Regions from separate parts of the Homo sapiens genome. Here region 2 is linked to region 1. The links are chromatin loops, found by intact Hi-C in ENCODE. Cell type or tissue: PC-9. All regions are shown on one strand. Each heading gives the region's core, and the rest is flanking DNA. Links, peaks and the distances in the headings are about the cores only. Region 1 has its middle 220 kb from the start of MIR4465. Region 2 holds the start of LOC105378027 (a long non-coding RNA gene).

Region 1 (13,226 bases), core at 2,450-10,449:
AAGATATTTTACTTAGGCAACCAGTTGCCTTCTTCCAAGTATCTGGCATATTATATAACTAAACCACTGGAAAAAGGTCAGAAGTTGTCTCTCTTATAATAAATTTATGACAATATAATTCACAAATTCAATTTAACATTTTGGATGCTGCTAAGATAATGACATGAAAAGAACTTAAATACATATAGTCATTCTTTTTTTTCTTGAATCCTCATGAAAACATATAAACATTGAAAAATGGCAAAAAAAAACCCTAAATTTAAAGTGTTATCAAAGCGTGAAATAAGTTTATAGTAATTTACTTTTTTATGACTTTAATCTAGATTCTAGATGTAATATGATTTATCTTGAATAATCACAAAGTACTAAAGGTTTCCTTTTAATAGTAACACTTTTGGTAACAGTCAGTATGCAGTTAGATTATACCATGGTTAATAGTCATCACCAAATCTCAGGAACTCAATACAAGAGAAGCTAATTTCTTGTTTACAGAAAGTTTACTGTGGGTCTGGTCTGCTCTATAGGACTGTTGTCCTCTATATCCTCAGGAAACCAGTGATGGAGTCAACTTATGCTAAGAAATCTCCAACATTTTACACTTGTACTATCTAAACCATATGATCTCCTTATTAGGTGAAACAGGGGAATGAGCACTTTCACCTTAGGATAATGTACTCAATGAAACTATATTTTTAAAATAAGAACATTTTTTTCCCTGGAAAATAGCAATATATGTTACCCATTAAAACTATACCTGCATTGCAAGAAATATTTATACAAATTATTCAGGCAAAAGAAAATCCCAGAAGAAAATTTCAATCCACATACAAAATTAAGTGAGTTAAAAAGGTAAATATTGGGATGTATATAAAAGATATTTTTCAGCCTTTTAAAATTAAATTAGAATTAATTATTTAATGCAAACTATAATAACAAGTTGTGAAGTAACATATAATTGATTCCAGTACTCTATTTTCGTATATAGAATTTAAATTTATAGAAACAGCAATTTACATATATAGAAACAATAAAACATAATATGAGGAGAAAATGATACTATACTATTATGTATCTTATACTATAAGTAAATATATGTAATATTTGAAGATAGTGATAATTTTAAAATGCTCTTTGTAAACCGTAGAATAATCATTACAAACTAAGATAGGCATAATTAATAATGCAATACAAACAAGAAACTGAAAATTTAAAACATTCAGTAAATCCAAAAAAAGCAAAGAAAGAAGAAAATATAACTAAATAAGCAGACATAAAGATATTAGATTTAATTCTGAAAATGTCAACCTTACAATTATATTAAATATAAACGGTCTAAATACCGCAAATGATAGGCAGACATTGTCATAAACATAAAAATGTTTAAGGCAGACATAAAAATGCATGACCCAACTCTAAACTGCCTGAAACAATCATAATTTAAATATCATGATATAAGGTATTAAAGTGAAAATAATTTAAAAGATATAATAAAAAAATAAAACTAGAGTGGCTATACTAATGTCAGACAAACAGTATTTTGGAAACTGTAATATTTTCAGGGAGGAGAAAAAGGGAAATTTCATAATAATGTTTTCTTGATTTTTTTTAATCAAGAAAACTTAAACCAAATCAGCATGCTTTTTTAAACACATGTATTTAAAAATACATGCAAAGAAAACTGATAGAAATCAAAGGATAAGTAGACAAATACATAATTATAGTTAAGATTTTAATATACCTCTCTCAGGAACTAATAAAGCACACAGAATAAAATTAATGTAGAAAAGAAACACCTAGAAAGCACTATCAAAGGGCAGACTTAATTGACATTTATATGGCATCCACCCTCAAATAGCAAAATACACATCCTTTTCCTTGTGAATGTAATATTTACCCAAACCAGTCATTTTCTGGTCATAAATCAAATTCCAATAAATTTAAATAATTTGAATAATAGAAAGTATGTTTTTGGTTGCAACAAAAGTAAATTAGAAAGTATTAGTAAAAATAGACATTTTATTGGCCTCAAAATTTTACTTTCCCCAAAATTGGCAAGTGGAGAAGACCTGTGGTTACTGCCCCAGCCCAACTCCAGCACTACCCTCATAGAACAGAAACATCATTCTGAAAAAAACAGGCCTCTGTCCCTGCCCCAAGCAGTGGTGGAGTGTTGCAGAGATACTTGTTTTTCTTTTTGCAATGGGAGAAGCTAGCTATAAGAACAGAGAGATCCATAATTTTCCCTAAGGGGACTGACTTTATTTGGTAATTAAAGTGGGCTAGTTTAAGCCTATCAGTATTGTCAAAATAAAATGGAGACTTTGGTGGTGAGCAATTAAGAGGATGCAACAAACGAACATGCAACAGCACGTAGGAAGCACCATGATAGAAGCAAGCAAATTGGATAGACCAACTAGAAGTTTCAGAGAACCAAAAAATGTAGCTGTTAAAAGAGTTCTCCTGGGATTAGAGCAAGTTTCAGAGATGGGCCTCTAAGACTATCTCAGCAGAGGGGCAGTAGTTTAATTGGATTATACAGTGAGACAACTTATGCACAAAGACTTGACAAAACAATTGAGTAATTAGTTAGCAAGTAGTGGAGGCTCACAGCTATATGTAATACTAATAGAGGCATACCACCGAGTAGTTTAACAGGGATACCAGGTAAGACACTGTCAAAAAAAGCCTGTCATTTATAAGGCATTAGGGCCAGGGTTACTGAGTGCATGCCCAAAGTTGTACCCTCTGAAAGGTGATACTAGAAGCTAAAAACTTCAGAGGAAATAGACATAACTGAGCTAATCCAGAAAACTCACTAAACAAATAAACAGGCAAACAATAATAACAACAAGCCCCACAGGAATCAATATAGAGCTGCTGCAATATACTATCTAGAATGTCCAACTTTCGACAAATTACAAGATATCTAAAGAAAAAAAAATTGACTCGTACACATAGGACTAAAAGCAAGCATCAGAAATTGCCTGTATTAAGGTCCAGATTTTGGACTTAACAGGTAAATAAATCAAAGCAGCTATTACAAACATTTGAAAGACTGAAAGAAACCACATTTAAAGAATCAAAAGAAGGACTGATGACAGTATCTTATCAAATAGAGACACTGATAAAAATTGAAACTTTCAAAAATAATGAAATGGAATTTCTGGAGTTGAAAAGTGCAATAACCAAAATAAGAAATGCATTAGAGTGGCTCAGCAGTATATTAGAACTTGCAGATAAAAGAAATATGAAACTCCAAACTAGATACATACATAAAAATTATGTAATCTGAAGAACAGAGTGAAAAAAAGAAAGAAAAATGAACTGAGACTCAGAGAAATATGTGGGACAACAGTAAAGGCACAAACATGTAAATAATGAGAGTACCAAAAGAATAAGATAGAAAGAAGTAGAAAAAAAAATCAAAGAAATTACAGTGAGAAATGTCCCAGATTTGTTGACAACATTAATCCATAAACCCAACAAGTTCAGTAAACTCCAATTAGGATAAACAAAAGGAGGTCCATACCCAACATTTTATATTCAAATGTTTAAAGTCAAAAACAAAGACCTTGAAAGCAGTAAGAGACAATTCACTATGTACAAGGAAAACCAGTAAGATTAACAAGTGGCTTATCAGAGTCCATGAGTTAAAATGTAATCGTTAAACCAATATACATGTAATATAAGACTGGATTTTTTCAACAGAAACTTGCTATTAAAACCTAATCATATTTTGAAAGATACAAAGGAAAATAAGTTAAAAAAAAAGTTTTAAAATTATCAAATACAACCTAGATGTACATAAAAAAGAAAAAAAAAATCATCATGATTGAGTTTTTTATACCAGGAATACAAACATAGTTCAACATTTAAAAAATTCAGCAATGTAAACTATCACATTTATCAGAAGAAAAGAGAAAAAGAATAAGGTTATCTCATTTAAGAAAAACCACCAGAACTCCAGAACTATAAGAACTTTTTCTTTATAAATGACTCAGTCTCAGTTATTCTATTATAACAACAGTAAATAGACTAAGACATCCACTTTTCTAATTGCCATACTCTGAGTTTAAATTCCTATAAGAATTTGATTCAACAAGCTCATATTTTTAATAAAATGTTTGTGAATTAAAAAAAAACTTCTCCATCAAAATTAAATAGATTACTATAGAGCTTCTTTATACATTCTAAATCTACAGGAATAAAACATAATATGCAACTATCCTCCCAAATATTATAATTATAACACCCATTTTAACAGCATATTTCAGGGTTAGTGTTTAGTAATCAGTAACTGTTATGATTATTCAAAAACTTTTTCTTATTCAAATAAGGGAATTGATTGATATCGAAGGAAAAGATAAAATATAGTAAACATTTAGAGGAAATATAGCTGTACACACACTAGATAATCAGTAACCGGACTATGTGAAATTTAATAGAAGACAGTCCCTGAGTTCAGAATAGTATGTGATTTGAAGGTTGTCAGCAATATTTCGTAACAGCCAAGCAGAATTCAGGAATGAATAAAGTGTACACTGAAGAAAACCAATGTAATTTTCCCATTATACACAAACCTATTTAGACCATCACCTAACAGTCTTCTTCTCTGTGACTTAACATAGTTGGGTACAACATGAATAGGGTATCCAGGAGAGCAGTCAAATTGATACAAAGTCTAGATTGAAAGGTTTAGCTAAGGAAGTTTATAGTAATTATTTGGTCCCCAGTGACATTTCCAAGGATGGTGGTAGCAGACTTTGAGTGAGATTTTGAAGGACGGTGATAACAGGCTTCAAGGAAATGCAGGAATATTATTGTTCATATGCTGATGACCATTTCTGTTGATAAAAGAGCAAGGGAAAAAAGTCTAAGGGTATGGCAGGAAGAACTTAGATTAGATGATGCAGAATGAAGATTACTCATGAAATGCCATTTTCTGGGATATCAAGATAATGCATATTATGATATCTAAAACTGATTATGGTAATGCTGCCATGAAACAAAGGAAGAAAATTAACAATTTTCTGAGGTCATTTCAAGTTCTGAAGAAAATATATGAGTGTTCACGTGTGTCTTCATAAATATTCATATTCCATATATATGTAAATATATAGTATACTTACTGAAAACCTTATTTAACATAAAAATTATTCTTCTAAATTTTAATGTAAGGATGTTATATTTAAAAATTAAACTGAATTTCTGATGACAGGGTATTAAGCTCTAAAATATATCTTATGACATTATTGCCCTTATGGCAAAAAAGAAAGAAAATATGCCCTCATTGCTGTTAAGGAAAGTATGTTCATTACCAGTGACTTCCCAGAAGAGAGTAACCATTTCTGATTTTGTTTTTCCTTTCCATTATAGTATCTAGTTAAAATGGTGCAAGTAATATATAAATTTGTTTCTGTTATAATCCTTGTGAATCATTTTAGATCTTTATTACGGTATAATTCTTTCATTTACTTTAAACAGAATGTTTAAATTGTCTTCAGCAGTGTCATTTCCAATAAACTGAAGAACTCCAATTCTAAAAATTTTAAAGAGTCAATTTCACTATTTTAAAAAGCCATACTCTCTGTCCTGCTTTCCCCCACATGGAAGACATGGAAAATCATTAGCAATGTTACTGTTTATTTGCAATCCTACAATTTTTTAGTGCATTCTACTTTACCTCAAAACTGAACCTCAGTTTTCAATCACTGAGTAATACATATGTAGAGAGATTCATTCTGTTGCTAAGGACATAATCCAATCAGTGTAATGATTTTTGAGAAAGAAGTAAGCTAGTTTTGTTTACATCTCACTTCCATAGAGCATAAAATAGCAGAGGACTTTCCGGGTAGATGAACACCCTGGAGGTACTAGAGTGGGATGCAGCAGGCAGGACAGGCTGGGTTCACCGCATAAAGAGAAAAGTCTGTCTTAATTTGTACTTTCCCCTCAGGCTTCAAATCCATTTAAAAAATGGACTGAAGCAATAACAAAAGGGATTTGCACCCCAATAAAATCACCCCTTTGAATGACAGCTTGGCTGCTTAGGGAAAATTTACCATAATTCAACTGATTCTATAATGAGGGAGAAGCAAATGTAAACTCAACTACCTGGACCCAGCCATTGAACTTAGATAATTATTTCCCAATCAAAAAAGAACATCCTGTTTTTCTTTGGCATGCTCTGGTGTCTGTTAGTTTTGCTTTTTATAGCTTTAGTTGAAATTTCATAATCACAGAGTTCAAATACAGAACACATTTGAGTCAGTTCTCTGGAACAATATCATTCCCTTAGAGCTCTCCTTTTTCAAAAGAAACAACAACAACAAAAATTCCCAGGCCTTTATTAGACTCTGTGCTTCCCCTGTTCCTGTGTATAAAACTCTCTGCTCTAAGGATCTATGCTATTAAAGCAAAGCCCGAGGCTAAATTCAACAGGGAAGTGAGTGGAAGGAGCAGGTGAGCTCACCTAGATTACCGGTTTAGCAAGTTTACTGGAGAATTTAAAGGGAAAAAAAAGTAGAAGGAAAAACACTTGGGATTCAGCAAAAGCCAAAATGAGTTAGGACCAAATCTGTTGTGAAGGGATGTGTATTTTTAAAGGAAATGTAGTCCATGTTTCTGACTCACTTACAATGACCTTATCAAAATGTCATGTAATGAAAGTTATTTAGGGTCCAATAATCCTTTTGAGCATCTAAATAGCATTTCAAAACATTTTTTTCTAGTTTGATTACAAATGAACTCAAATTCCAAAAATTCCATCAAGGTCAGTAAAATTCTCAAGAGTCATCATATTGAAACAGAATTTAAATGCTGCAATTTTTTCTTTCTATCCTGAGTCATTAAAATGGTTATGGGATGTTTAATTCAGTTGGAGACTTTGGATTGCATAATTATAGACAATCAAACGAAAATCAAGAAAAAGCTCCTAGGAATAGACTTTTTTAAGTGATTTTGCACATTTATTATTCATTGTAAAAAGCTTACCAAAAAGTCTTCTAACTTTCTTTCTCTACAACATAATAGTAGTTTCCTAATGTTTCCCTGGGAATTAGAAGGAGTTTGGCATAAGATACTCTAATGTTGTACTGAAGTCCTAAAGTTCACACATTTTCATGTTCTAGATCATTTATATTAGTCTGCTGAGAAACACAGAAGGTCAGAGATGGAGGTTATTGTGATAATTTAGTCCAAACCCTGAGCACTGAAATGGGAAATTGCAATTTTCTGCCCAAGGGGACATTAATATTTGGTGGCAGAACTAGTCTGTACTGACTAAAAGATTTCCCAAATACTTCCTAAACTACTGAACGCATAACTTTCTGTAACATGTTCTTTTTTTTTTTTTTTTTTTTTTGGTGAGATGGAGTCTTGCTCTGTCGCCTAGGCTGGAGTGCAGTGGGTGCAGTGACAATTGTGACACTGAAACCTCTGCCTTCCAGGTTCAAATGATTCTCTTACCTCAGCCTCCTGAGTAGCTGGGATTACAGGTGCCTGCCACCATGCCCGGCTTATTTTTGCATTTTTAATGGAGATGGGGTTTCACCATGTTGGTCAGGCTGGTCTCAAACTCCTGACCTCAGATGATCCACCCGCCTCGGCCTCCCAAAGTGCTGGGATTACAGGTGTGAGCCACCATGCCTGGCCTCATTTCTCTTTTTGAGGATTGTAAAAATCTGCTGACAGCATGGCCAATAATCTAGGGTGACTGTCTAGCCCACAACATGACTATGTCTTGCTTAGACTACTATAATTTTCTTACAACAGCTTCTTTGCCTCACTCCTGCTTCTCTGCAGTCTGTTGTCCACTCAGCAGTAAGAGTGACCCTATAGATCTTTTTATTCCCCTGTTTAAAACCACTCATCAACCATTAACTGGTTTTCCAACACATTTTGACTAAAGTCGTCATTCTGACCTGCAATATCTTGTAATGATCTAGATCTTGGTACATTAACTGATACCCTATCACTTTATCACTTGCTGACAGTGCTCTCATCATACTGCTCCTCTTCACGTTCCCAGAGTAACCAATCACATTTGAACTTGTGCTCCTTTTGCATGAAATAATATTCCCTCAGATATCCACATGACCCACTTTCATTCACATCTCTGCTCAATGTCACCTCCCCGGAGAGATGTTTCCTCTTTTTCCTACCTAAAAAACATTTCCTTACTCTCTCTGCCGTTGTTTTGTCTATTTTTTCTTTCTGGAACTCAACACTGTCTGATAGCATATCTACATCTTTTTTACTATTGGTGTATTATCTATCTTAGTTACTAAAATATGAATATATGAAGAAAGAGACATTTTCCCCTAGCACATTGAACAGATTTCTGGGAGAGACTGATGCTCTGATGGTATATGGTTCCAATCTCAACAACTCCATTATCATGTTTCTTTAGTTAGCTTTGTAAGTTTATTAACTTTCAAATTCTGTTACACAAAATATCTTGTGGCAATGTATGTATTAGTCATTATCAAAAAGAGCTACAGTTGCTCCTCAGATCTCTAGCAATTGGGGGCAGTGCCGTTAACCTTGAAAAGCAGAGGATTTCTAGGCTCTGAGTGCATAATTGTAATGATTTTTGGTTAGTTAACCCAGAAGACACAAACGATCAAACTGCAAAACAGTAAGACAAGGTGTTTATTGGGGTCTTAGGAACTGCAATTTGAGAGACGCAGTTCAGCTAGATGCCAAATCAAGTTTTGAAGAGAGAAAGGGGAATAGGGATTTTTTAAAAGGATGCCAATAATAATTACACAAGTTGTTTTGAAAGAAATGTCGTTGGTGGAGGTGGCTGGCTTAGTATATAAGTCCATAGTTCATTGGTTGTCACTTTTCAGGAGTTGCACTGCTGGTAAAATTTAGCTGTTCCAGAATGTTGTGATCATGGCCATTTGGCCCAGTTCAGAGGTTCAAGTCAAGTCCTTCATTTGCAAGTCCATAGGTCAAGCAGGAAGTCCTTCTCAGAATGGTTATCTGAAAGCCTTTTAGAGCTCTGAACCAGAGTGATGTCATTTGGTATATCACATTTCACAGGTATCACAAAAGGTTAAGAGAGAAAAATGGGAGTAATGATGGAGATGTCATGCTATCAAAAGAAGACTCTCATGCAATAATTCATTTCTATTATATATTTTTCTTCAGTTAACTGTCTAATAACATATTGGATTGAAAACCAGGGCTTAATCTGGTTATAAATCTACTCCTATTAAGGCAAAATGGCAGGGTACATTCAAAGATGAATAAGAATAGTTGCTGGTTTTGTTGAAATGTTAGTGACATAAAAATAATTATGCTTGAAAAAGATATACATAGGCTATTAAAATCCAATAACTTTATTAATAAGAAATAGAAAATCATGGGATATACTTCAAATGCTTAGCAGAAATACACATCCACAAAAGATACTTGCCATTGCCATTGCATTGTCTTAAGATTTTTACAGTCCCCATCATTCTTCGTCACTTATGTATCAGTCATCTTTACTGTTTAGTTCAAAAATGATGATAGAAAAGACAACTACTAAAGTAGGAAGAATCTAATTCTAAGTTGTCTCTAGCATCAGAATGGTTATTTGTGGGGTTGGAAAAGACTGTAGGTGATACCCATACCATGTAAACATACACGATAGAGAAAAGGGGAATTCAATAGTAATCAGTTCATTATCCATCCACATTCAAAAGTTGTAAGGCCACACTCTTTACAAGACCTAACTCCTCAGTAGCAACAAGAGTGTTTGAATTGATCTTTACACTGATCATATTGGAAGTCTAAATTTTCCATCCTTCCTTTAAGCCATAACACATGGGGGGAAAAAACTACAAAGATGTGGCTTAACCAGTTTCAATAACATTTACCTATGGGATATTAGCATACAAAATCACCAGTAAAGAGCAGCTGGATGTCAGCCAGCTACCAGTTTGGAAGCAATGCCGACAGCCATTCGCTTTTGTGAGTCTAGACATGTGGAATTGATGGATGATGGCAGTACACTTGCACAGCTGGGCATACAGGAAGCTAAAACAAGGCTGATCAAAGAACAGAAGATCTGCCTTAAGAATACCCAGAAGTACAACTTGCAATCAAACTCTGAATTTCTGGAAAACATAAAGAGCAAAACAAATTAATATATGAAAGAATAATCACAAAGAAGTCTGGGTGAGCCAAGTTACACACAACTGAGTATCAAACACAGAACATTATCAACTTAGAAAAGAACAGTAATGTACCATCCATGCCTAACCGAAGCAACCTCACAATAAGTCACTGAAGCCTCCTCACGTAGGTTGGTAAATTAATCAAAACCTTCCAGTTGTACCCCGGTGCAGCCAAGGCTGATTATTAGAAATGGAACAGTAAAGTTAACAGTAGGACTGGGAGAAAATATATTATAATGGCAAAAATTATTTGTTTTGTTTGTGTTTTTTTAAATATCAGTCTTTTATATGTTCAACATGCAAGATTGGCCTCAACAGGCTAAACTTATCATGAAAATGTTGAATTCCGTATTTCTAATGTAACTGCTGTTCTCTGAACTAAGGCAAACAGCTGCTGAAGGTAAGAATCATGTTTGGAAGTTATATTCTTAATAACAATATTTTAAAAGTGAAATCTTTTCTAGAACATTTTGAGAGAAATACATAAGTAGTTTGTGTATTTACATACGGTGTTGTAAAATAATAAACTATATGGAAGCCACTGAAAGTCACTTTGGAAACTGTAGATATAAGGGATCAAAACTAACAATTTAAACATGTATAAATCGGTCTGCACTGAACAAAACTAGAAATAGATGGCACACTCAAATGAGGTAATTGAGAAATTTTGATGAATGAGGCTATATAGAACATTGTAGATAGGCTTAAGGGAAACCTATAAGAAGGGAAACCAGTAAGAAATGGGGTTTACAACAATAGAAGCACTTAGCATACTTGGCTTGAAAGGAAAAGGTAAAGAACAATTACTGGAATCCAGCAAAAGCATCTGTTTGAAGAGAGCTCCCAAAACCCAACCAACCAGAGCTGTGACATTAGGTACAGAGATACAAACACTATGCAGCAACTGACAGAGAGCAGACCATGGGAATAAATACATGAACATCATTCTCTTCCCATCCTCTAATATCCTGCCAGTATTTCTCATTCATTGGCAAGAGAGTACCTTGATGCCAGACTCACAGGATCACCTCCCTTTCCCAGGGCAGAGAGATGAATGGAAAAGAACAAAGAAGGAATTTGTAAGCACCAACAGAAGGCATATAGCAAACAGTTGATTCCAGGTTAGGACCATTAGCTACTAAAAATACAGAAATAATTCACACCAAAACATTCTAAGTTTTTAATGTAATCTTAACTACTTTTAGAGTTGCATGAGTATTTAATAAAATAATACATGTAAAATGCTCAGTCCAGGGAAGACTGCTTCCTTCTTCTTCTTTAGTAAATTATTGGTGTCACTGCAATTGTCAATGTCATCTTGATTTGTCCTATATGGAGTGTTTGATATTTTATCAGCTTCACTGGTGGAGGAATATAAAGCTACGTGTATTTGTTGTACTATGTGCACCAGGAAGAAACAGAGGAAATAATTATGGAATAATGACTTAAGAAAGGCACTCAAAGTATTTAAACATAAGATATGAAAAATGCTGATTAGAGCCAAACATTGTTAAGTGTAGCTTAGAACCAGTTGTGGTAGGAGACTTTAGCAAAATATTCCTCATGCAAACTTTTTCTCAACATATCCCAAGTAAAGGGACCAGGAAAGAGTCAGCCTTGCAAGACAGCAAATTGTTAGATAATAATTATTCTCTAGTCAAATACCACAGGAAAAAGCTCTGGTTCCAATGCCAATGCTACCAGCAAGGCTAAATGGAGAGCCTAGACTCTAACCCTAGACATATTGTAACAAGGCATCTTAATGCTCATGTTGGGGTATTATCAGAGAAGGCCAAAAGAGACAACGGCATGGTTCAAGGCTAAATTGTGCCCCCTAATATTTATATGTTGAAGCTTCAATACTAAATACCTCAAAATATGATTACATTTGGAAACAGGGTCTTTAAAGAGGTAATTAAGCTAAAATGGGGCCAATAGGATGGTCCCTAACACAATATGACTGGTCTCCTTACTAGAAGAGAAGAATGAGACACACAAAGAGGTACCAGACATGGGGGTGTACAGAATGAAAACCATGTGAACACATAGAAGGAAAAGGCAAAAAGACAGCCATCCACAAGTCAAGGAGAGGAGCCTCAGAAGAAACACTTCTGCAGACTTGATCATGGACTTCTGGCCTCCAGAACCATGAGAAAATTAATCCACCTGATCTGTAGTACTTTCTTATCACAGTGCTAGAAAATTAATACAAAGACTTATTCCTTGCTAAGCAGTAATAAGTTACCCTCTTTCCCATGGTGACAGTGGAAAGCATGTAAGAAGTTCCCATTGGAAGGTAATTGGGCATCTTCTCTTTCCCCACTGGGGTGATGTCAAGGTGGCCTAGTGGAGAGTCAGGAATTTTACTACTAACCAGCAATAAGTGTCCCTCCAAAACATAGAGGCCACAGAGGGAGCAGTAATGAGGTACTTCTTTCTCTACACTTCTCTCTATCAGTCAGGATGGTATCGATTGAGCATACTAGAAGGTGAAACTCTATCCTCCCCCATCCAGCAATAACTAGAAGTCCTCCACTTACAAGTGTCAATGGAAGCTAAATGGAGAATTTAGGCTTCCACACCAACCTGGCAATAACATAGTAGAAACATGCCTCTTCTCTACCTGGAGCAGAGTTTGATGTGAACAGTGAAAACAGAAAATTTAAATATGACCTAGATTCTTATAATAAAATACCCCCAAATGGCTAGGCTTATATTAAAAAATCACTCATTGTATCAAGAAACAGAAAAATCTCCACTGGAATGTTAAAATGCAATCAATAATTGTCAACACCAAGATTATAAAGATTTTAATATTATCTGACAAGGATTTTAAAGCAGCCATCACATAAATCATTCAACAAGCAGCAAGTAATTAATCAATCTTAAACACACTTGGCAAAAAAAAAAAAATCAACAAAGAAAGAGAAGATGTCAGCAAAGAAATAGAAGATACAAAGAATAACCAAATGGAAAATAACTGAAAAATACAGCAACTGAAATGAAAAGCTAAGTGGATGAGTTCAATAGCAGAATGGAGGGGAAAGAACTAAAAAT
Region 2 (13,226 bases), core at 3,107-11,106, 74 kb before region 1:
GGACTTTTTTTTTTACTAATGTAACCCTATTTAATACAATCCTTTACATCACTGTTGCCCTCTGTAATCTCCTTAATGAATGAATATTTAATTATATTACTCCTTTATCAATTTTATATTGAGTACATCTGGAGGTCATGTGCTAGAACCCTTAATGTATAATTTCATTTTTGAAAACATATTAAAATAAATAATTTAAATGAAGCTGATTTTCATATATTCTAATATAATTTCATAAATAATTATAGACAGAAACTTGTATGGCTTAGCAGATTGGTAATGCAATGTAGAGTCTTCTTTTAGCTCACATGTTCAAAACCAACTTCAGATTATAAATCAAGAAAAAGTTATAGAAATTAAACCTCATGTTGTGAGCTAGTTTTATTTGCATGTATCTACTAAAAACATTAAAGTATGAAGAAATGCAAATCTTTTTCAAGTCTTAGAAAAATTTCCCAAAAGGTAGAACTATAATCTGAAATCCCTGGAGAAAGAGAGAGAAGTGGGTAGGAGAAAGAGAGACAGACAGAACAGGTATTTATATATAATGGTAATTCATATCTACTTCCATATAGTAATACTCATGTATTAGTAAACTTGTACACATTTCCCTTGCAGACATTAAAGATATAAAATAGAAATAAAAATCACCTTAGTGGTTTAGAAAAATACATCTTTCTCAATGTTATTTAACATCCCTCCTGGTGGGTCTTTTTTGTACACACCAAATGTGCTTCCCTACAAATTTCTGTAAACCCCAGATGCCACTCCTATTTGTATATAGTATGAATTTGTAGTGGTGACCAGATACTTGTTTTCTTCTTCAGGAACTTTTTAAAAATAAAAGTGAGATATCAATCAAAAGGTATATATTATTCTTCCTTTCATTTTCAGGAAAATCTGCTTCTGAATTACCCTTGGCTATTTAAAGAATGGATGCTCACCATATGCTTACACTGGACCTCTGTATATCTTTCCCTTATGGATAATCTAGAAAAATTAGGAAAAGATCTAAGTTAAAGCATTGGAGCAGCCAAAGTCTACAATCCAGAAATCTGAAGTTAGATTCCCAGAGGTAGGTTTATCACATGAGGGTCACAGAAAACTGTTGAGTGCTAAAATGGTAGCTATATGACGGAGTGAAATAGTGCAAATAATCCTATCAAATGTGGAAAGAAGAAAGGCTAGAAGGAGACAATGTAGAGGGCTTGAATCAATATTAATACCTGGGAATGACAGCAGCAGACGAGCTATTTAGTGTGAAACGATTAAGGTTGACATGGCTCAGTTTGAACAATGTGTTGCACTGGTCATAAAGCTAAGAGACAGATCTGCAAACAATGACAAGCCCTGTGTACAGTAACCACCATCATTATTGACTGAGTGATCAGAAGGTTTAATTGGTGACTGAGGAATCACTAATTGGGCATTAATCTCTCAATCAGTCATGTTTGCTTATAGAAATGACTCTTTGGTAAGTTTCATTTTCTTTCTTTTCTCACACAGCCAGGGAAGCTTTGACTTGTACATTAGAAGACAAGTTTACTTTAGTAGTTGATCTGGCTTTCGAAAGGACAAAGCCACTGATTCCACAATTAGAAAGGAGTAAAATGTCAAGAACCCTGGTAAAGTAATACCTTTCTTTAAACGGACAGTGAGAAATGAACAAGTGAGACTGAACCCTTTACTGAGAGCAAATTTAATTGGCAGGGGTCAGGGAATTTCACAATGATATAGAGTTCCTGAAGGATGCAAAAAAAAAAAAAAAGTATTCTGAAGAGGAGGAAAAAACTGCCTAAAGTAGGTCTGGTGATGTCAATGTCAATCTTCTCCTTCACAATCTTGCCTGGGGCTGGTTCTGCCAGGACTAAAGAGACAATGACATCTGTACGGTATATTCATAGTACTGTAGCATTTTATTGTACACCTTGGTAAAAATAAAGAAATTTTTGGCTTCTTTCTTAAGAAAAAGATGAGGGAGAAACTAAATTATGTGTTTGTTGTTCTAAAATGCATATTGCTCTACATTCAGTAAATGCAAAATAAGTGCTCATTAAGTGAAATCTATACTAAAATTTTTAAACAATTCTCAAAAGTGGAAAAATTAATTTGCTTACAGACCCAGTAGTTGAAGTTCCAATAGTTCTTAAATAGCCTAAAATAGTTTTGCTCTTAATAACAGAGCTCTGGGTTTACGAAATATGTTTATTTGCTAGGGAAAAGTTTTCAATACCTATGTTTCAGGAAGGGTGTATTGGTTTTATATGTATCTTTACATTTTTCTCTTTAGGATATATTTCCAAAACACGATTTATATTGTGAACTGCATCATGTATGAACTGTTTCTAGACTACTTGAAAATGTACCAAAATAAAACATTCTAATCTGTACAAAATCAATGTCTTGAAACTGAATCCATTTCTAAAATATTACACACGTGACTGGTAAACATGATTATGAATATCATCATATTTTCCAGGTTAATCTGAATTAGCTGCAAAGATAATAATAGATTCAACCTTGGAAAACTATGCAGATTCCAGTTTAAAGTGCTGTGCTACTTAACAAAGATGTACAGTTCTTTATATACCATCTATGCTAAAAATCGCAGGTATTGAAAACTTTTTCCCATCAAGTAATATACATTCTAAAATGCATATTGCTGTATGTTCAGTAAGTGCAAAATAAACTCTCATTAGCTGAAATCTATTCCAGTTTTTTAAACTAATTCTTAAATGTGGAAAATGTAAAAAATGTGTTCTATCATCAAATATTATTTTTCATTATGTATTTCAACACATAATTAAGTTAGCTATTGTTTCACTTGTATTGAAAACCTAGAATCTGAAACCAGCGACTTGTATACAGAGTTATTTCTCAGGCTTTTGTGTCTTCGGTGATCCCGGCTTTTAAGTCATTCACTTTCAATTTCTGTAAAGCTGTTCACAAAAGCTTTACTGGGAGTTTGTTTGTTGCTAAGCTTCATCCATGTTACGGTGCATTATTAAAGTTCATTTATTTTGCCTACTATAGAACATGCCAACGTGAGAATGACACACGGTTTATTCATCTAGTTTGCCACAGGGGGTGTTCAAATTATTTCCAGGTGTCTGATGTTATGATATTCTCATGCAGGTCTCTGGTGGTACCATGTTTTAAGAGTTTCTCTTGGGTGCATATCTCAGCGTAGAATTCTGGGATATAGAGCATATATATGCTCAACTTTAGAAGGAAATAGGCAACAGCAACTTTCTTCATAGCTTCTTTCACCAAGTTAAACCTCCACTTTTTCAAGACTAATCAAGTCACTACTAATTAAACCTATTATTCTTTTCACTGTTAGGCACTTTGCTTAACCCAATAATCTCAGAATTGTTAGGGAACACAAAAATACTGTAACATCTGTGACAATGCAGTTTTCCTAATAAAATATTTTTATTTTTTCATGTGCTTTAAACTGTTTGTTTTGTCAAAGCAGAGAGTTTCCTGACTTAGATGTTGTTAGGGACTTGTCTGAAATTGTGACTTCAGAATTAATTCCTGTTCTCACTAGTATCCCGGTTAGTCAAATCAGACACTTTGTATGAGAAAAAGTTTCACTTCATTTTTTTCAAATCAAAAGCACTTGTTAATATGCACTTGAGGAATATAAAAAACAAAAATGCCTTCTAGAACATATGTAGTAAAATAAATTATTAAAATTAGTTCAATAAAATTAAAATGATGTGAACTTAAAATAATTAATTTTAAGTTGGGTAAATTTCATGTAATACCTCATTATTTAATATGGAATAATTTAATGAAGCAAAAAGCAAAAATTATAGACTAAGAATATAAGCACATGATAATATATTAATCTTTCAGAAAATATCTTCATGCATGTGTTCAACTCTGACATTCAGTTTCTGGAAAAAATTAAATAAGAATACCCCCCTTACTTTAATTAGACATAATGATTTTAAAAATTGTATATTTACAGGAAGGAATGGGACATGCTACTATAAAATAATTAATCCAACATTTACCATTAAAATTTCATTTGTTGATAGGAAGTAGAATATATTTCAACACATAATTATAATGAGGTAAGATGATTTTCTATAATTAAATACTTCAAGTAGCATTTGACAAAGTAAGACTTATCTACAATGTCAAATAAAGGCATATCGCACCTAAAATAAATAATTGTTCATCTGCAACTTTTGTACATCATAATTCAAAAAATTTGATGTACTAAATAGACTCTAGTTACTATTTAAAAAGTTAGAGTAAGTAATCTGTGTTATGCTGGAAATTTGTAGATTCTTTTGTTTCCTCCTAATGATGGATTTAAGGAAAAGGAATTGAAAATAACATTTAAAATTGCTTACATTAAATATGTGAATAAAAGCCATTTTAAAAAGTTTATTATTTCTGACAGCTCATTGCGTTACTCTAACTATACTTTTTTTTTTTTTTTTTTTTTTTAATTGAGACAGAGTCTCTCTTCATTGCCCAGGCTAGAGTGCAGTGGTGCGATCTTGGCTCACTTTAACCTCTGCCTCCAGGGTTCAAGTGATTCTCCCACCTCAGCTTCCTGAGTAGCTGGGATCACAGACACATGCCACATGCCCGGATAATTTTTTTTAGTGGAGACAGGGTTTCGCCATGTTGGCCAGGATGGTCTCGAACTCCTGGCCTCAAGTGATCCGCCTGCCTAGGCCTCCCAAAGTGCTGGGATTACAGGCATGAGCCACTGCGCCTAGGCTAACTATACATCTATAGTTAGCAATTCATTTTCAAAAGCAATTCATCCTTTGGAAACAGTAGTTTGGCACAGAGGAGGCCATAAAATCAGATTTGCTATCAATTCTACCACCAATAATCTACCATGTATCTGATTTAAGAACAGTCTACAAGGACAGAAATACATCATTTTTTATTCCCTGCTCCTTTCTTAACAGAAATATGTATAAGACAGGGAAAAACACAAATTTCTGTAGTGGGATTAGGGGATTTTAATGAAGGCAACAAGAGTAATTTGAAATATCTGATGAGATGAATGAGTGATTTTTATTTTTTGTAAATAGCTATTATATTAAGGAAAGGGGCTTAAGGGGTTTAAACAAAAAACAAACAATATCATGCTAAAAAAGAGTAATTGTGGTAAGTGAGGAGCTTTAATTAAGTCTGTTAAAACTGTCTGTACTCACATTCTTGGAAATAATCCCAATTTGAAGACCACTGTTCAATGACTCCACTAGGTGAAAAATCATCTTCTTCCTATCAAAAGTGAGGTAGACATTTAATACTTCCAGTCAAGCCTGAATCAAGACTTTCTACATTTAAAAAGGCAGATGATGGAAAATTACACTAGAAATCAGCTGGAATGGGGGCAGTGTTGCTCACTGGCTCAGGTTGTGTCTACCCAGGATGACCTGATGTTCTGGTTTGCTTTCCCCAGCAGGATGTGGTGCACCTCTTGTCCCAGCATCCTGGCAGTTTTTCTTTACTTTTCTTCTTTTTCTTTCCAGACAAAAGTGTCCAAATTTAGATAATAAATTATATATCACATACTTCTACCTCAATCCTCTCCCATTTATATGACTTTTTGAGAAACTATGGTTCAAGGTTGATCAATAATTATGTAGAAATGCCCAGAGCCACAGAGTTCTTACATAAAGGGAAAATGTTCTCACCCCTAATTCCAATATTATAGAACCTGAGGCTGTGTGCTTTCTGACTGTAGCTTTATCCCCAGGTCCAAAATAATGAGCTATATAAATGACCAACATAGGACTATTTTTCAATGGGGAAAAAGGCAGGGAAACTGGATATTTAATTTGCAAAATTAAAGCTGGTCATTAGCTTCACAAAGAGATTAGCAGTCTGTCGAATTCTTACATTGATGTTTCTTAAGGGAATAAGATGGAGTGAAAATGTCTGAGCTTTTTATTTCTCAATTTAGCATAGAGTATGTGAATGAGTTACATTCATTTTCGTTCAACATTCACTCTGCAATTATTCATTAAGTATTTAAGGCACCCCAAATGCCTGTCTTCAAGGACTTTAAAGTTAAGTAGGGGAGACAGACAAGCAAAGAATGCAATATAAGGTGGTAGGTACTGCAAAAACATAAAGTGGGAAAACAAAGGAAAAACTTCCAGCATGTCAAAATGTATTAGGAAACCCTTTTGATCCTTCCTGACTTTAGACGAGTAAATAGAGCTCTGTATTTTTGGTTCATGAACGTACTTCCTTAATTCTAACAATGTGAATACACAAGTCCCCCTCCCTGACAAATGTCTGAATCTTAAAGCTGAATGTAATTGGCATCTATTTTTGAACTTTTATGAACTATTTGTGGAGAAACGTTTTGCTTCTTGATGCAAAGCCATGGGCAACTGCAATTCACCACAACTTCTCTCCTGCTGCCTGAATTCTTTGAATAAGGCATTGTGTGAAATTCCGACCTCATTAAATCTGCTGTTTAGCTGTGCTCTGTGCAGCCACTGCGAATCTGCTCTGGGTCAACCCTCCTGCTTGTGAAACCATTTAAGGCAAACAAGATGCCTGAACCATGAGGTGTAACATAATACCAAAGTCAGACAGCCACATTCTTTACTGCTTAAGTAAATTTCTACATTCTTTGCTGATCAAACTAAACTCTTTTTCGTTTTTATTTGGTAGAATCATTCAGACAAAATGTTGCTTCCTCCAAATAATAAACTGCACTGGAGGATCACATAGTTAAAGAGCCGAGAAGCTCATTTCACTTAACCATAGTCTACAAAGGCATAAAAATTCAAGTGGAAAGAGTCCCCCTGGTAAAGTGGATCACTTTAATTCTGAAATAGAAATTGCCTGATGACACCACTTGGACAAATTAAGCAAAATATTTTCTATTCTGCACAGAACAGAAGATTCATTCCAGAATAATTTTACTCTGCTCTAAAGCAACCCAAGAAGTCATTAAGTGTGTGTGTGCTCACGTGCATGCATGTGTTAGGTAGATGGGAAAAATGTCTGCCAGAATTGAGACCATATTCTCATTTCACATGATTTGACAGTTCTTATGAGGCAGCAGTGACTGTTTTTCTACCTACCTTGGTGACAGTCTCAAATCAATCAGTGACCTAGATGGAAAAGATTTTATAGCCCATTACCCAAGCCTTCAGTCATCCCACTGGTATTGTGACCGAACTGATTTTCAACTCCAAAAATAGACTCTGCTACTGAAGTTATGAGATTTTCCAGACAGAGACAACAATGTGATCGGCTTGGAGTAGACCTACAGATTTCTTCAAAAGTATTTGTGATATATTTTTATAACTTCAATTATTCACAATGCCTCAAATAAGCACCATTGTTAAGTTTGAAAAGTTATATATGTGATATATTAGCATGACATATTAATACTTAATGTGGAAACACATAACAAATTCATTAAAAAGACTTTTTTAAGCTCTTTGAAGTATGTGAGTTTTTATTATTTTTTAATTTTAATTTGATTTTTCCTATGATATATTTAAATAGCAACAATCTTTAATAGTTGTTTTAACCTTGCTAGAAAGAACATTTGTAGATATTCATAATTTAATTTTTTTAGAATATTGCTTTTTATACTTTTTAAAAACATTTATGGGTACATAGTAGGTATATATTTATGGGGTACATGAGATGTGTTGATAGAGGAATGCAATGTGAAATAAGCACATCATGGAGAATGGAGTATCCATCCCTTCATGAATTTATCCTTCGAGTAACAAACAATCCAATTACCTTCTTTATTTGAAAGTATATAGTTAAGTTATTATTATGGTCACCCTATTGTGCTATCAAATAGTAGGTCTCATTCATTCTTTCTATTTTTTTTGTACCCATTCACTGTTTATATCTTCCCCACCAACCCCTCATTACCCTTCCCAGACTCTGGTAACCATGGTTCTACTCTCTATTTCCATGAATTCAATTGATTTGATTTTTAGATCACACAATTAAGTAAGAATATGATGTCTGTCTTTCTGTGCCTGGCTTATTTCACTTAACAGAAAAATCTCCACTTCCCTCCATGTTGTTGCACATGACTGGATCTCATTCTCTTTATGGCTGATTAGTACTTCATTGAGTATATGTACAACATTTTCTTTATCCATTCATCTGTTGACAGACACTTAGGTAGCTTCCAAAGCTCAGCTATTGTAAACAGCGCTGCAACAAACATAGGAGCGCAAACATTTCTCTGATATACTGATTTATTTTCTTTTCAGTGTACACTTAACATGGATTGCTGGATTATATGGTAGCTCAATTTTCAGTTTTTTTGAGGAAACACCAAACTGTTCTCCATAGTAGTTGTATAATTTACATTCCCACCAAGAGTATACAAGGGTTCCCTTTTCTCTACATCCTTGTCAGCATTTGTTATTGTCTGTCTTTGTGTATAAGCCATTTTAATGGAGATGAGATAATATCTCATTGTAATTTTGATTTACATTTCTGAGATGATCGCTGAGGTTGAACACCTTTATATGTATCTGTTGGCCTTTTGTATGTCTTCTTTTGAGAAATACCTGTTCAAATCTTTTGCCCATTTTTAAATAGGCTTATTACTTTCTTCCTATAGAGTTGTATGAGCTCTTTATATATACTGGCTATTAATCCTTTGTCAGAGGGTAGATAGCAAATATTTTCTCGCATTCTGTGGGTTGTCTCTTCACTTGGTTGATTGTATCCTTTGCTGTGCAGAAGCTTTTACACTTTATGTGATCCTGTTTGTCCATGTTTGCTTTGCTTGCCTGTGCTTGTGTAGTATTGCTCAAGAAGTCTTTGCCCACACCAGTGTCCTGCAGATTTTCCCCAGTGTTTGCAGTAGTTTCATAGTTTGAAGTCTTAGAGTTAAGTCCTAAGTCCATTTTAATTTGATTCTTGTAGATGGTGAGACATAGGAGTCTAATTTAATTCTGCATATGAATATCCAGTTTCCCAGCACCATTTCTTGAAGAGACTGTCTATTCCCCAGTGTATGTTCTTGACAACTTTGTCAAAAATGAGTTCACTATAGGTTGTTTCTGGGTCCTCTATTCTGTTTCATTGGTCTATGTGTCTGTTTTTATGCCCATACCATGCTGTTTTGGTCAGTACAGCTCAGTAGTATAATTTAAAGTCAAGTAATATGATTCCTCCAGTTTTGTTCTTTTTGCTTAGGATAGATTTGACTACTCTTGGTCTTTTGTGGTTCCATATAAATTTTAGAATTGTTTTTTCTACTTCTGGGAAGAATGCCATTGTTATTTTGACAGGGATTGCACTAAATCTGTGGATTGCTTTAGAGAGTATGGTCATTTTAACAATATTGATTCTTCCAATCCATGAACAAGGAATATTTTTTCCATTTTTTGGTGTCCTCTTCAGTTTCCTTCATCAGTGTTTTATGGTTTTCATTATAGAGATCTTTCATTTCTCTGGTTAATTCTTAGGTATTTAATTTTATGTATAGCTATTGTAAATGTGATTACTTTTTAAATGTGTTTTTCAGATTCTTAACTATGGCATAGCAATGCTACTGATTTTTCTATGTTGATTTTGCATCCTGCAACTTTGCTGAATTTGTTTATCAGTTCTAACAGGTGTGTGTGTGTGTGTGTAGTCCATAGGTTTTTACACATACAAGATCATATCATTAGCAAATGAGGATAATTTGACTGCTTCTTTTACAATTTGGATGTCCTTTTTAGCTTTCTCTTGTCTAATTGTTCTAGCTAGGACTTCTAGTATTATGCTGAATAACAATGGTGACAGTTAGCATTTCTGTCATGTTCCAGATCTTAGAGAAAATGCTTTCAGTTTTTTCCATTCAATGTGATACTAGCTGTGGATTTGTGATATGTAGAGTAGAATTAGTATTATTTCTTTAAATGTTCAGCAGAATTCAGCAGTGAAGCCATTGTGTTCTGGGTTTTTCTTTACTGGAAGACTTTTTATTATGACTTTGATCACATTACTTATTGGTATATTCAGGTTGTGAATTTCTCCCTGGTTCTATCTTGGTAGGTTGTATGTACCTAGGAATTCATCCTTTTTTTTCTTGATTTTCCAATTTATTGACACACAGTTGCTCGGAGTAGCCACTAAGGATCCTTTGAATTTCTGTAGCATCTGTTGTAATATCTCCTTTTTCAGTTTTGATTTTATTTATTTGAATCTTTTCACTTCATTTTCTTAGTCTGGATAAAGGTTTGTCAATTCTGTTCATCTTTTCAAAAAATAACTTTTGGTTTCATTGATATTTTGTATTTTTTCCATTTTAATTGCATCTCTTTCTGCTCTGATCTTTATTATTTCTCTTTTCCTACTAATTTTGTGTTTGCTTTGCTTTTGCTTTACTAGTTCTTTAAAATGAATCATTAGATTGCATATTTGAAGTTTTTCGTTTTTTGATGACCACAGTTTTAAGTATATACATCCTTCTGAGTACTGCCTTTGCTATATCCAATAGGTTCTGTTTATGTTGTGTTTCTATTATCATTTAAGAAATTGCTCAATTTTATTCTTAATTTCTTCATTGATCTACTCATTCCTTGTCATTCAGAAGCATATTGTTTAATGTCCATGTATTTTTAAAGTTTCCAAAATTTCTCTTGTTATTATTTTCTAGTGTTATTCCATTGTGGTCAGAGAAGATGCTTGATATTATTTTGGATTTTGAATGTTTAAAACTTGTGTGGTGATTTGTGGTCTATCTTTGAGAATAATCCATGTGCCAAGAAAAATAATGTGTATTTTGTGGCTGCTGGATGAAATGTTCTGTAAATATCTTTTAGATCCATTTGGTCTGTAGTATGGATTAAGTCTAATGTTTCTTTGTTGATTTTCTGTCTGGAAGATCTGTCTAATGTTGAAAGTGGGATGCTGAAGTCTCCAACTATTATTGTATTGGGGCCTATCTCTATATTTAGCTCTAATAATATTTCCTTTACATATCTGGGTGCACCAGTGTTGGGTGCATATATATTTACAATTATTATATCCTCTTGCTGAATATCATTATATAGTGACCTTTGTCTTTTTTTATAGTTTTTGTCTTGAAATCCATTGTTTCTGATATAAATATATGACTCCTGCTCTTTTTTGGTTTCCAGTGGCATGGAATATCTTTTTCCATCCCTTTAGTTTTTTTGTCTATATGTGTCTTTACAGGTAAAGTGTGTTTCTTGTAGGTAACAGATTATTGGATCTTGGTTTCTTTTCATCCTTTCAGCCCATCTATGTCTTTTGATTGGATAATTTAGTTGATTTATATTCAGTGTTATTATTGATAAACAAATACTTACTCCTACCATTTTGTTATATGTTTTCTGGTTGTTTTGTGGTCCTCTCTTCTTTCTTTCCTTCCGTTCTTCCTCTAGTGAAGGTGGTTTTCTCTGGTGATACAATTTAGTTTTTTGCTGTTTATTTTTTGTATCTATTGTATGTTTTATGGTTTGAGGTTACCATTAGGCTTACAGATACTATCTTATAAACCATTATTTTAACCTCCAAACCCAGAATGGGTCCAGAAGTGCTGTCCAGGATTCAGGGGCTAGAGTCAAATACCTGAGTAGCCTACCTGGTGTTCTATTGTATTGTTACTGAGCTGGAACTCAAACCACATGATGCCATCCTTCCCACTCTTCCCTCCCCTTTCCAAAGGCAGAGGAGCCTCACCTTGTAGCCATTGCCATCCTAGGCCACAAACAGTACTGCCAGACTACAACTGGTGTTCCCTTAAGGCCCAGGGACTCTTAAGTTAGCTTGTCATTAATTCTGCCTGGTCTGGGACTCAGCCTTTAGGGCAGTGGGCTCCTCTCTGGCCCCAGGCAGGTCCAGAAATGTCATCCAAAAGTCATGTCCTGAAATCAGAGACCCCCCAACAGCCAGCTTGGTGCTCTACCCCACTTTGATCATGCTGGTAACTAAGGTGCAAGACAAAGTCCCTTTTACTTTTTCCTCTGCTTTTCTCAAGCAGAAAAAAATTGCCCTCTGTCCACACTAGCTGGTTATGTGCTGAGTCTCACCTGAAGCCAGTAAGTCTCAGAGGTTCACCTAAGGCCTTCAGTGTAGTACCTGGGTATCACTGTTGGTTATTCAGGGACCAAAGGCTCTTCAGTTAGCAGGTGATGAATGTTGTCAGAACTGAGTTCTCTCCTTTAAGGAAGTTGGTTCTCTTGTGGCCCAGGGTGTGTCTGTAACTTTCTTTTGGGAGCTAGGGCCTGGGATAGGGGCCTCACGACTCTGACCAGTGCCCTATCCTGCTGTGGCTGGGGTGGTATGCCAGATGAAAGAAAAAGTCATTTCCACTCTTCCCTCTCTTCTCCTCAAGCAGAAGGAAGGGATCTCTTTTGGAGCCAAGAGCTGTGCAGCCTGGGGTTAGGGGAGAGGTGATCCTGCACTCCCCTGGCTGCCCCAGTTGGTGTCTCAGTATGTCACATGTCCCCCAAGTCCACTGTCTGTAGGCCTTATTTAGCACCAGGACTTGCCTAAGAGCTGCAGTCCTTATGGCCCAGACTGCTTTTCAAGTTTACTTGGAGACATAGAGTTTAGTACCCCGCACTGGTAAGGTTTGTGGAAACTCAAGTTTGGACCTCTGGAATTGGCGATTCCCCTCTGGCTATGACTTGTTAAATGTTCTCTCCATGGTAGGCATCAGCTGAGTCTGGTCCGGTTTTCCTTTCTTCTCTAACAGGATAACACTGAGTTCAATGCCTCATACTTGCTATGTTCTCCCTTTCCCAATTCCCAGAGATGCTCTCTACATAGCTGAAGAGGCTCCCTTCAGTGTCTGTTTCAGTCATATAAAATTAAAACCAGGTACTATGTGTGCCCACCTGATTTTTGGTTCTTATGAAGATGTTTTTTCTTAATTTGGTGTCCTTGCAGTGGGGACAATTGGTGGAGCTTTCTATTCTGCCATCTTGCTCTGCCTTCCATATGGGGGTTTTTAAAAAAGCTGAATGTCCCAATATTTTGGAAGGTTTAATAGTATAACTGGAATAACAGATGTGTGCATTTTTGCTTATTTATATTATCACATAAAAGCCATTGCAAATTAGAATGTGTCAAATGAAAAAAAAAGAGTGAATAAATTCAATATGTCCACATACACCAATCTTAATACATTATAACATGTGTCATTAAAAAGTCATAAAATATGTCATTTCACAAGAAATTATAAAATATACAAGATGTTTTAATATGTAAAATGGGAA

What was found. Peaks named below come from ENCODE experiments on the same cell type or tissue, not always from the same donor. Only the 100,000 strongest peaks of a DNase experiment are listed, where the experiment ranks them.
Region 2: it touches region 1 in a loop (6-fold over the local background); 4 of 110 quality-filtered maps call a loop at or near these places.

What each region holds. Positions count from the first base shown.
Region 1 is chr6:140,456,161-140,469,386 of GRCh38, reverse strand. No RefSeq gene overlaps it. Among named protein-coding and RNA genes, the nearest start is that of MIR4465, 220 kb to the left of the region's middle. In PC-9, for the core only: no CTCF peak of the experiment used is centred there; a DNase peak (open chromatin) is centred at 6,436; H3K4me3 peaks cover 834 bases; H3K27ac peaks cover 4,093 bases.
Region 2 is chr6:140,531,269-140,544,494 of GRCh38, reverse strand. It overlaps LOC105378027 (a long non-coding RNA gene), which reads right to left and starts at 6,005. Exons shown (of 8, transcript XR_001744387.3): 1 at 5,193-6,005. In PC-9, for the core only: no CTCF peak of the experiment used is centred there; a DNase peak (open chromatin) is centred at 6,524; H3K4me3 peaks cover 1,285 bases; H3K27ac peaks cover 2,550 bases.